Linked DNA regions of Homo sapiens: regions 1 and 3 are each linked to region 2. The links are chromatin contacts, found by Hi-C or POLR2A ChIA-PET in ENCODE. All regions are on one chromosome and are shown on one strand. The core of a region is the stretch at or near the end of the contact, and the rest is flanking DNA. Distances in the headings are between cores, read along the strand shown. Region 1 has its middle 13 kb from the start of ING1. Region 2 overlaps COL4A2 (collagen type IV alpha 2 chain). Region 3 overlaps CARS2 (cysteinyl-tRNA synthetase 2, mitochondrial).

Region 1 (3,178 bases), core at 633-3,132, 250 kb after region 2:
TCTTGTTGCCCAGGCTGGAGTGTAATGGCGCAATCTTGGCTCACTGCAGCCTCCGTCTCCTGGGTTCAAGAGATTTTCCTGCCTCAGCCTCCCAAGTAGCTGGGATTACAGGCAGGCGCCACCACGCCACACCCAGCTAATTTTGTATTTTTAGTAGAGACGGGGTTTCTCCATGTTGGTGAGGCTGGTCTCGAACTCCTGACCTCAGGTGATCCACCCGCCTCAGCCTCCCAAAGTGCTGGGATTACAGGCATGAGCTACAGCACCTAGCCCCTTAGGATATTTTTCTAAGGCATCACAAGTTACACATCCAAACTCTTCAATGGTATAATATTTTATATTAAAGTAGAATTTTCTACGAAACAAGAAAATGCTTGTTTCAGCAGGCAACTTTAAATAAAGGTACTCAGTGTCGTGGTGTATGTATATCAATATAGCCACCATTTATTGCCTCCTATATGCTAGACATTGCTAGCACTGCATACTTCATATTTTATGACAACCCTGCCAAAAAATGGCTGCTTTTCCTGATGAAGGTGCTGAGACTCCAGCCAGGGACCTGACTTGCACAAGGCCAACGCCCTGCATCTGGCTCCAAAACCAGCATCCTTGACCACCGCCTGGCACCCGGAGGCCTCCTCATGGTCAGGACCTGGCGTTGCTGCTGGTCTTCCCTGAACGCCTAACATGCCAGGAGTGTGCTGTCCTCCCAGCTCTGTGGGGGTCTTACAACTGAGAAAGCCATAGAAGGTGAAAGAAACGCTCATGGTCTCACGGGAGGAGAGAGCGAAAAAGTCTTAATTGCTGGGCTTCTTTGCCTGAATGAAGGGATCTGCAGGAGCCACGGGTATTTGCACTACCAAGTTCTCATGCTTCTGATTTTCCTCCAGGTAAACCAGGATGCTTACTTCAAGTTTCTTGTTTTGCCCTACAGTGAATTTTAGGATTGTAATTTACCTGCAAGGTTTTTGTTTGTTTGTTTTGTTTTGTTTTTTCGAGATGGAGTTTCGCCCAAGCTGGAGTGCAATGGCGCAATCTCTGCTCACTGCAACCTTCGCCTCCCGGGTTCAAGCAATTCTCCTGCGTTAGCCACCCGAGTAGCTGGGATTACAGGCACGCGCCACCACACCTGGCTAATTTTGTATTTTTAGTAGAGACGGGGTTTCTCCATGTTGGTGAGGCTGGTCTTGAACTCCTGACCTCAGGTGATCCGCCCGCCTCGGCCTCCCAAAGTACTGGGATTACAGGCATGAGCCACCGTGCCCAGCCTACCTGCAAGGTTTTAAGCAATTCACTAGGAGCCATGCACGGTGCTAGAATCAGCATGAGAGTCAAAGTCAGATTTGAATCAGGACTAGTTTATCACAGGTTAACCTCAAGGAAGTCACTCTTCTGTACCCAATGTTCTCAGAAGCAAAATAAGGACAGTGATAATGCCCATCCCAGGAGTGGAGGCCCAGACTTGTTAATGTCTGAAAATACTTCAGAAATGCTAGAGCACTGTACAGATAACAATTTGAGTAATATTTTTGGTCAAATTATTCTAGTTTAACACATGTATTCTTAAAAAATGGACTTGTGATTCCTTACAGCTAAAGAGAATCAAGTCCACCCTTAGCATGTTAGCGGTCACTGCCAGGTTCCTGCTGCACGAGGAGGAAGTCCTCCATGGCTGCTTTTCTATAAACAATTCCATTTCTCGTTGTAGAACACAGAAGTAAATACATCGAATTTTTATTTTTAGTAGCAATCAGAGCCTACTAAACTTCCTTTTGACTCACCTCTTGATTGAATTCAGAGTAGGCAGAAAATCTCATTCAATCTCTTCACTGTGTGGGTGAGGAAACCGAGGCCCAAGGGTGATGAAGCCACTTCCTCAAAGGCACTCCGTGAGTTGGTGGTGGGGCTGCCGGCAGGATGAAGTGCTGTTACTCCAGGCCAGAGCCACTCCCCCGCTTCATCAGCCATGCTGTTTCATGGGTGCACCTGTTCTCATTTATGTGGACGTTAGGAACCGTGGGTCTCTCGTGTTAAGCCATAGGCCTTTAATAAAGACGTGTAGAGTAAAGCCTGAATCCAAGAATTGACATTTAAACATGAAACATTTTCTTTTCTAACTTGGAAACCAGTTCTAAAAACACACCTAAAAGGGAATTTCAGTTTGATTTGTGTGAAGGGAATATTTTTGGATAAATCTGTATGCCATTGGAAATGCAATATTTCTAAATGATTAATATTTGAGACATTAATGTAATGAGACATGTAATGTCATGTAATGTAACGAGACATGTAATGACATGTAATGTCATTACATATTTGAGACATGTAATATTTGAGACATTAATGTAATATTTTTATTACATTTAATAAATTTTATTTTTATTATAAAATTTTTATTATAAAATTTTATAAAAACAAATGTAATGATCAATCACAGAGTTTAACAATGTATCCATTTACAAAGATGCCTGGAAACAGTTTGCTGTCTCCCAAAGTGTTTATTTAACATAAGAAATTGTTAGATAAATACTTATTTTCTCTATTATTTGAGCATCTTTTGGTTGCAAGTAACAATAATTGACTATGTCTCAAGCAAAGACAGGAAAGATAAGAGAAGTGTCAGAAAATTCAGGAATCGGAAGAGCAATGAGGACACCGCAGCAAGGATTTTTCTCTGCAGCACAGATGTGTTCAGACACAGTGCGGACCAGGTGGAGACCCATCCACGAGGCTCACCGTGGCCAAGGGGTAGATGGTGTGGTGGACACTGAGCTGCTGGAGTCTGTTGTGGACAGTCAGGTGCTATGTTAGAGCAAATCTTTCCATTTTAAAAACACTTCCCCGGCCAGGTGTGGTGGCTCAAGCCTGTAATCCCAGCATTTAGGGAGGCTGAGCCGGGTGGATCACAAGGTCAGAAGGTTGAGACCATCCTGGCCGACATGGTGAAACCCCGTTTCTACTAAAAATACAAAAAATTAGCCAGGCGTGGTGGCACTTGCCTGTAGTCCCAGCTACTCGGGAGGCTGAGGCAGGAGAATCACTTGAACCCGGGAGTCAGAGGTTGCAGTGAGTCGAGATCATGCCACTGCACTCCAACCTGGGCGACAGAGCGAGTCTCCGTCTCAAAAACAAAACCAAAACCAAAAACAAACACTTGCCCTGATAGGTGCTGTGTTTG
Region 2 (3,029 bases), core at 530-3,029:
CTGCCCGCCTCAGCCTGCCAAAGTGCTGGGATGACAGGCGTGAGCCACTGTGCCAGGCCGCACACATCTTCAATAGTGTTTGTCTAATGAAACCATGGAAGCCATTGTGGACAACTTTCCACCCGAGATGAAACATCCTTCCACAGGGTCCTGGGCAGGTTCCTGCAGCCTCTGCTGGAGTCCCACTTGTCACCTAGAACCTGTGGCACATTGGAACCCTCTTGTTGCTAGAAAGTTCCTCCCTGGAATACAGCCTGCCTCCCAGGGAGTTCTCACCGGGCTGTTCCTGAGCCACACAGTTGACTTCCTCATAACCACACACCCTGAGAGAGGCGGCCACATCTCCCACAGACGTCTCATGAACAGGCAGAACTGACCCCGGGAACACATACTTTCTTTTAATGACATCGTTCCATGCCCTTGGAATTCTGAGCAACCTTCTAGGACCCCCACTTATCAGGATTCTTTTCCAACTGGGCTCTAGAAACTGAATAAAGCGCTCCCCATGTCTGGAATATCACACAGAACATCGGGACTGTTGCGCCCTTAGGTTGAACATCTTGCAAATGTTCCCAGTGAAGACTAATTGAACCCTGCCCCTCCCCTGACCTCCACTCAGATAGCTGATTTAAGCCTCAATGCAGAAGTGTCTGTCCGTCCCTGATAGATGGTATCTTTCGGAATTTTGTGTTGCAGCCCGTAGGGATTGTTCCAAACCCTGACCCTGTTTCCTTTCATATGATGCGTTTCTCCATGTTTTGCAAAATTGGGAAGCAGGCTTCCTGTGTCTGTATCAAGGCCCTGGTAAAAACAACTCTGCATTCGAATGAAGCAAAGGAAGTCTCCATGCCTCTGCCCCAGGGGTTGGTCTCTGTGGTTTTGTTGCCCTGCTGGAAGTGTCTAAATATTTAGAAGTGTAACATTGCCACTCTCATGATTTCATATATACTAAGTTTAAGCATTCATGATTTTGAGAGAAGGATAATAATTCCTGAACAGCTTCTTGCTGTGAGTATGAAAGTTCTCTGGTAATTGTGATTGGAGTGCCCAGCCATGTGTGCGTGAACGCCACACGGGGCTCCCCTGTAGGGGGGAATGGATGGGATGCACCCATTATCAGGTGATTTGGACAGTTGCCCACGTGAGTTGGGAGCCTGTTCCACCATCAAATGTGAGCCCTTACGTCATGAACAGGGAGGCTGGGGCAGGCTGGGGGTGGGTGGTGATTGAGGAACTGATCAGTTTCTGAAACGCATGTCACTTTTTATGGTGCTGAAATATACTGCCCTTCTGTCGCCACATGCAGAAGAGGATAAAATGCCCAATTCAAGGATTGCAAAAATCAGAGAGTCTATTCCAGATCTAAGACCCACACATGCAAACCCAAGTGCATGGCTCCCTGGGTACAGTTTGTAACATTGCCAGTGAAAGTCATGTCTCTTCATTGTGAGTAAATCACACCGTTAAAACTCTGAGTACGGTCTAGCTGATTAACGTCAGGTTAATCCAGATCCTTTATTCTGTATTCCAGTTACTCCCAGCTCCCAGGCAGTGATGGCTTTACCGGCCCAGGAGGTCCCCGGGCCCTGCTCATTGGATCTTTTTGGTGGGATACACCCCACAGAACACAGAAAACATTCCCTTTTCCGTATCCATACATAGGAGTGCCGAGCCTGCCGTGTACTTGATCTTGTCCCACAGAATCACCTGCCAGTCTCATCGTTGCAGGCTTCTCTCCTGCATGCACAGCGGGGGTGGTGGTGACCTCAGAAGCCTTTCCTTCTGAGCACTGCGTGACTGTCAGCTGTGGGAGTTCATTCTGAGGCCATGTCAGGGCTGACTGCACCGAAAAAGGAAGTGACCTGATGAGATCATTTTATCCAGTGGCACCCACAAAAGACACAGGACAGCTGCCTTCCCTCCATCCGCAGATGGGACTTGATGATTTTCTTTTTTCTTTTTATTTTTTTCTCTTTTGAGATGGAATCTCACTCTGTCGCCCAGGCTGGAGTGCAGTGGTGCGATCTTGGCTCACTGCAAGCTCCGCCTCCCGGGTTCACGCCATTCTCCCGCCTCAGCCTCCTGAGTAGCTGGGACTACAGGCATCCGCCACCACACCTGGCTAATTTTTTGTATTTTTAGTAGAGACGAGGTTTCACCGTGTTAGCCAGGATGGTCTCGATCTCCTGACCTCGTGATTCACCCGCCTCGGCCTCCCAAAGTGCTGGGATTGGGACTTGATGATTTTCATGGTCAATACAACAGAGGGGTGTCGTTCCTCTTTGAAGCGTTTCCCAACCGACAGTGACGGGTTTCTACCAGGGAGATGTTACGGCAGGCAGCGTTTTGGCTCTGACGGCCCTGTTCGTTCCTGCCTCCCTGGGATTTTCCATCCCGAAGTGCTGTTCCTCACTCAGCACAACCTAGAAGGTCCCACAAAAAGCTATTCTTTGGGGCTTATTTGCAAAGCAGGGGAACCCATGAATTATGCAAATCGAGGTCCAAGGAGGCGTTGTTGGCTTGTCCACCTTCACTCAGTTTTAGGGCTGGGGGGCCGAATGGCGGGGCAAGCAGAAGAAACATAACCAACAGAACGACATGGCGAAGGTTGTAGGTTCCAAAAAGGGCGACAGGGACAAGGGCTCGAGCTGAGGAATGCCTTCTGAGGACCCCATAGCCAAATTTTTGCTGTTTCCAGCCTCTTTTTGACTCTTCTCTTAGAACGTCACCATGCTAACTTGTGGTTTGGGGCCCACCCATGTTTCCTTTTAGGGTTCATAGGACCCCGAGGATCCAAAGGTGCAGTGGGCCTCCCTGGCCCAGATGGATCCCCAGGTCCCATCGGCCTGCCAGGGCCAGATGGGCCCCCTGGGGAAAGGGGCCTCCCTGGAGAAGTCCTGGGAGCTCAGCCCGGGCCACGGGGAGATGCTGGTGTGCCTGGACAGCCTGGGCTTAAAGGCCTTCCCGGAGACAGAGGCCCCCCTGGATTCAGAGGTGAGTGCCCCATCGGGGAGCCGGGGGCCCCATCC
Region 3 (3,219 bases), core at 1-2,500, 170 kb after region 2:
TTAAGAATAAGGCAGGAAACCTCAAATCTGTATTGATAGAATAAACGAGTTTCAGGTGAGCCTGATAAGGAAGAGGACATTTTCATAGGATCCAAGTCTCTTTGCAAAAATGCTCTTGAGTTACAACGGAAGAGAAGGAATGTGGAGAAGCCTGGCAGCGTCCACCTTCACTGCACAGCCAGGGTGAGCCTCGCTGGGAAGGTGCAGGTGACTCGTGCCTGTCGGGGAGCCCGTCCTGTCCGTACAAAACATGTGCCAGGCAAGGGGGCTCAGGTCGCCAACTTGCCCTCAAATGGGTCAGGAAAAAATGTTCTCTTACTGTGCCTGTGACTTCTGCACATTCTGAGAGTCTTTGAACATAAACGTGTGTGCAGAGCTGGCGACATTCTGTTGCTGAGATGGACTCATCTCTGGTTCTGCGCACGAGAGTTTGCCAACTGCAGAAGTAGAATTGTGCAATTCCAATTAATAAGTATTGGCTCTGAGTGTGTTTATTTTTCCAGGAAAGTAACATGTTTTTAAACAGGTAAATACATTAGTGTGGCATCATAATGCTCTATTCCAAGTTAAAAGGGTAAAGGTTATTGTCCCAACATGGAGAAAATTCCAGAATTAAGCATTTAAAATAATAGGACCTACCTGTTGATTTGCCAGAGAAATTCCAACAGTTTCAAAAAACTGTTCAAAGTAAGAGATGATGGCACCAAACACAGCAGGACTTCTCGGCCCTTCAGGTTCCTGTAAGAGATCATGTCGCAGAAGCTCCTTAAAAGCAGTCTTGATGGCAGTGGGCAAACGGAATTCAATGTCAAAAGACAAAGGCTTCAGCAGGTCACTTCAGTCTGGCCTTTCTCCTGGCTTCTATGGAGGGAGGACACAGCTCTGGCATCGGCTACCTCACTGCAGACCATACAACTATAGGTGCATGAGGAATCTCTTGTGCCTCAGTTTACCCATCAGTCATGTGGGTGGTGACTAGCTCATCAGGCTTCGCGGGTGAAGCATGACCGTGGAGTATGGCAGGTGGCGCATGGTAGGTGGAGGCTGAGTGGGCACTGGGCTGGGTTTCTCAGAAAACGGGGAAATCCTGGTACGTGGCTCACATCAGTTACCAAGCACAGAGACCCTTGGGTGACACTAGCCTTAGTTTGCAGGTGCCCCAGAATTGCAAAGCTTGGGAAGGAAAAGCGCAGGACAAAAGCCAGCCTCTTTACTTGTCCCGCCCCTTGCCACAAGAGGCCCCTGTTGCCCTAGAGCTGGGCCAGCCTGGTAGTGCCGGCAGCAGCTGCGGTGAAGGCAGGAGGCCGCGGACGGGCTGAGGAGGAGGAGCTCCCGTGCAGGAGCAGCCTGGCTGCGGGACCTGCCCCAGCCCGGCCTGGCTGCCTTCAGTGCGGGGCAGCCTGTTCCTGCAGCCGGCTGTGACTCAAATGCCCGCCCCCCTCAGAGGCGAGCCCTGCGCGTCTGCAGTATTTGGACCGAAGGCACCCGGCAAGGGCACATGGCACCCTGCCCCACCTGCTGGTGCTCTGAAACCCAACACTGCACGCAGCCAGGGATGGAGACCTCCACAGAGATGCTCAACTAACAGAGCATGTGGCCAGAACCCCCAGGTGTTTCCAGAGGTGGGAGAGGCACAAACAGCCTCGGCTTCCCGGGTCATCAAAGGTCACGGGGCTCCTGACGCAGCGCCTCCCAGGGCCTGGCAGGGGACCCTCAGACGTGCAGGAACCAAAGCCTGCCGCCGCCTTCACGGTCTTTGTCCCACCTGCCAAACACTTGCAGTGACCCACGAGTCCAGGCTCAGACCCCTGGGTGCTTGGTGTGGTCATCACACTGGGGTGCAGATTGCATAACAGTGCCTTGGGGTAAATGGGTCTTTCCTTAAAAAGTTCCCCACAAAAGCTCTCTCTGTGAAAGGGCCATGAATGCAGTGGGGACATGAGATGTGTCCCCTGAGGATCAAGCACACAGAATTTCTCAGCCTCAGGGGCTCCTGAGAGCTTGTTCCCCAGGTGGCCCTGAGGCCCGGGAGGGTCAAGCCCCAGGCTGGGTGCCATCCCGTGTGTCAGCGGCAGACTCGGGCTCCATGAGTTCCTCCACAGAAGCTGCGGGAGGCGAAATCAGCAGAGATGCCACCCAGCCGACATGAGAAAAACCCACCAGAGGACCCGACCCATGCCCCTGGCAGCAGGACCGCAAGGCCACCTGTTCGTTGAGCTACCTTCAGGGACGCCCTGAGCTGTCCATTCCCGTGGTGTGCAAGGCCCAGGATGGCATCAACCACCCTGGGTGTGTCAAAATCATCTGCCAAGGCCGCCTTCACGGCCCTCTTGGTGCTGGAGAGCCTGAGGGAAGAGGAGAGAACAGTCACAGCAGAGGGAGCTCCACTCTCCCCAGGCGGCCCCCACACCAGTCCTTCCCCAGGGAGAGACGCTGGGGGCTCTAATCTGGGGACTTTCTCTAGGTCATATTCCCAAAGACTTGAGTTCCTGAGTAGCAGAAAATTATGTAACATCAACTGCAAACTGTCATGTTACCCCAAGAAAAAGTCCCAGAGCAGAGGTCACCTGTGACACTTAAAATACAAGACACACGTGGGCATTTTCATGATGGTTTTAAAAATCAATAGATATTGAGGGGAGTGGCAAGGAAGACTCGGTGGGGGAGAGACGGCACGGCTGACCACTCACAAAGAGAGGCTGGGGAGGCCCAGCCCGGGGCTCCCGGATCTCAGCCTCCCGTGGCCACTGGCTGCCTACCCTGCTGAAGTGGCAGGGGTGGGTTATCACCAAGACCATCCGGAAGACTCTGCATGCCGGGATGAATGTGCAGCGCTGCCCAGGACACCCGTGGGTGGGGAGTGGAGGCGATGCTGTGGGCCCAGGCCTGTGTGTTTTATAGATTTTGGCTCCTCACAGTCAGGACTGGGAGGGATGAGCAGCTCCGCTCCTCGCACAGGGAACCCGAGCCCAAAGCCACTCTGAGCAGGGGGCTCAGAGCCCGAGGGCCCCAGGCACACTTCCTGCCAGCGCCGTCTCCCTGGGATGTCTCGGGAGCCCCTGACCCCACACCTCCTGTCCAGCACCCAGTGTCCTGTGGCCTCTGGGGAGCCCCTGACCCCACACCTCCTGTCCAGCTCCCAGTCCCCTGTGGCCTCTGGGGAGCCCCTGACCCCACACCTGCACCTCCTGCCCAGCACCCTGTCTCCTGGGGCCTCTC

Evidence for each region. Hi-C counts contacts between places; a loop is a spot of excess contacts on that map. ChIA-PET counts read pairs that join two places held with the same protein, here RNA polymerase II (POLR2A). Pooled maps may share reads with other maps.
Region 1: a loop to region 2 is called in a pooled map, with 2.9 times the contacts of the local background. The contact joins two enhancer-like sites. A Hi-C loop is called at or near these places in 3 of 168 maps with a recorded cell type or tissue (B cell, GM12878 and OCI-LY7), 33 of 37 single-sample maps with no recorded cell type and 10 of 50 pooled maps. POLR2A ChIA-PET finds 5 or more read pairs at or near these places in 4 of 52 experiments (B cell, HEK293, OCI-LY7 and 1 more).
Region 3: a loop to region 2 is called in a pooled map, with 1.9 times the contacts of the local background. The contact joins two enhancer-like sites. A Hi-C loop is called at or near these places in 1 of 168 maps with a recorded cell type or tissue (posterior vena cava), 3 of 37 single-sample maps with no recorded cell type and 5 of 50 pooled maps. POLR2A ChIA-PET finds 5 or more read pairs at or near these places in 1 of 52 experiments (WTC11).

What each region holds. Positions count from the first base shown.
Region 1 is chr13:110,725,014-110,728,191 of GRCh38, forward strand. No RefSeq gene overlaps it. Among named protein-coding and RNA genes, the nearest start is that of ING1, 13 kb to the left of the region's middle. RefSeq lists an enhancer at 1,615-1,754. Within about 2 kb of position 1,883, at least 5 of the 41 ENCODE cell types and tissues checked have a DNase peak (open chromatin) inside an H3K27ac peak, as active enhancers do; they include GM12878, where a contact is called at or near this core.
Region 2 is chr13:110,470,157-110,473,185 of GRCh38, forward strand. It overlaps COL4A2 (collagen type IV alpha 2 chain), which reads left to right. Exons shown (of 48, transcript NM_001846.4): 29 at 2,773-2,994. Among named protein-coding and RNA genes, the nearest start is that of COL4A2-AS2, 8.4 kb to the left of the region's middle. RefSeq lists enhancers at 1,350-1,449, 1,520-1,759, 1,770-1,819, 1,940-2,079, 2,808-3,029. Within about 2 kb of position 1,780, at least 11 of the 41 ENCODE cell types and tissues checked have a DNase peak (open chromatin) inside an H3K27ac peak, as active enhancers do; they include GM12878, where a contact is called at or near this core.
Region 3 is chr13:110,643,746-110,646,964 of GRCh38, forward strand. It overlaps CARS2 (cysteinyl-tRNA synthetase 2, mitochondrial), which reads right to left. Exons shown (of 15, transcript NM_024537.4): 12 at 2,222-2,345; 13 at 640-738. Among named protein-coding and RNA genes, the nearest start is that of NAXD-AS1, 29 kb to the left of the region's middle. Within about 2 kb of position 1,251, at least 5 of the 41 ENCODE cell types and tissues checked have a DNase peak (open chromatin) inside an H3K27ac peak, as active enhancers do.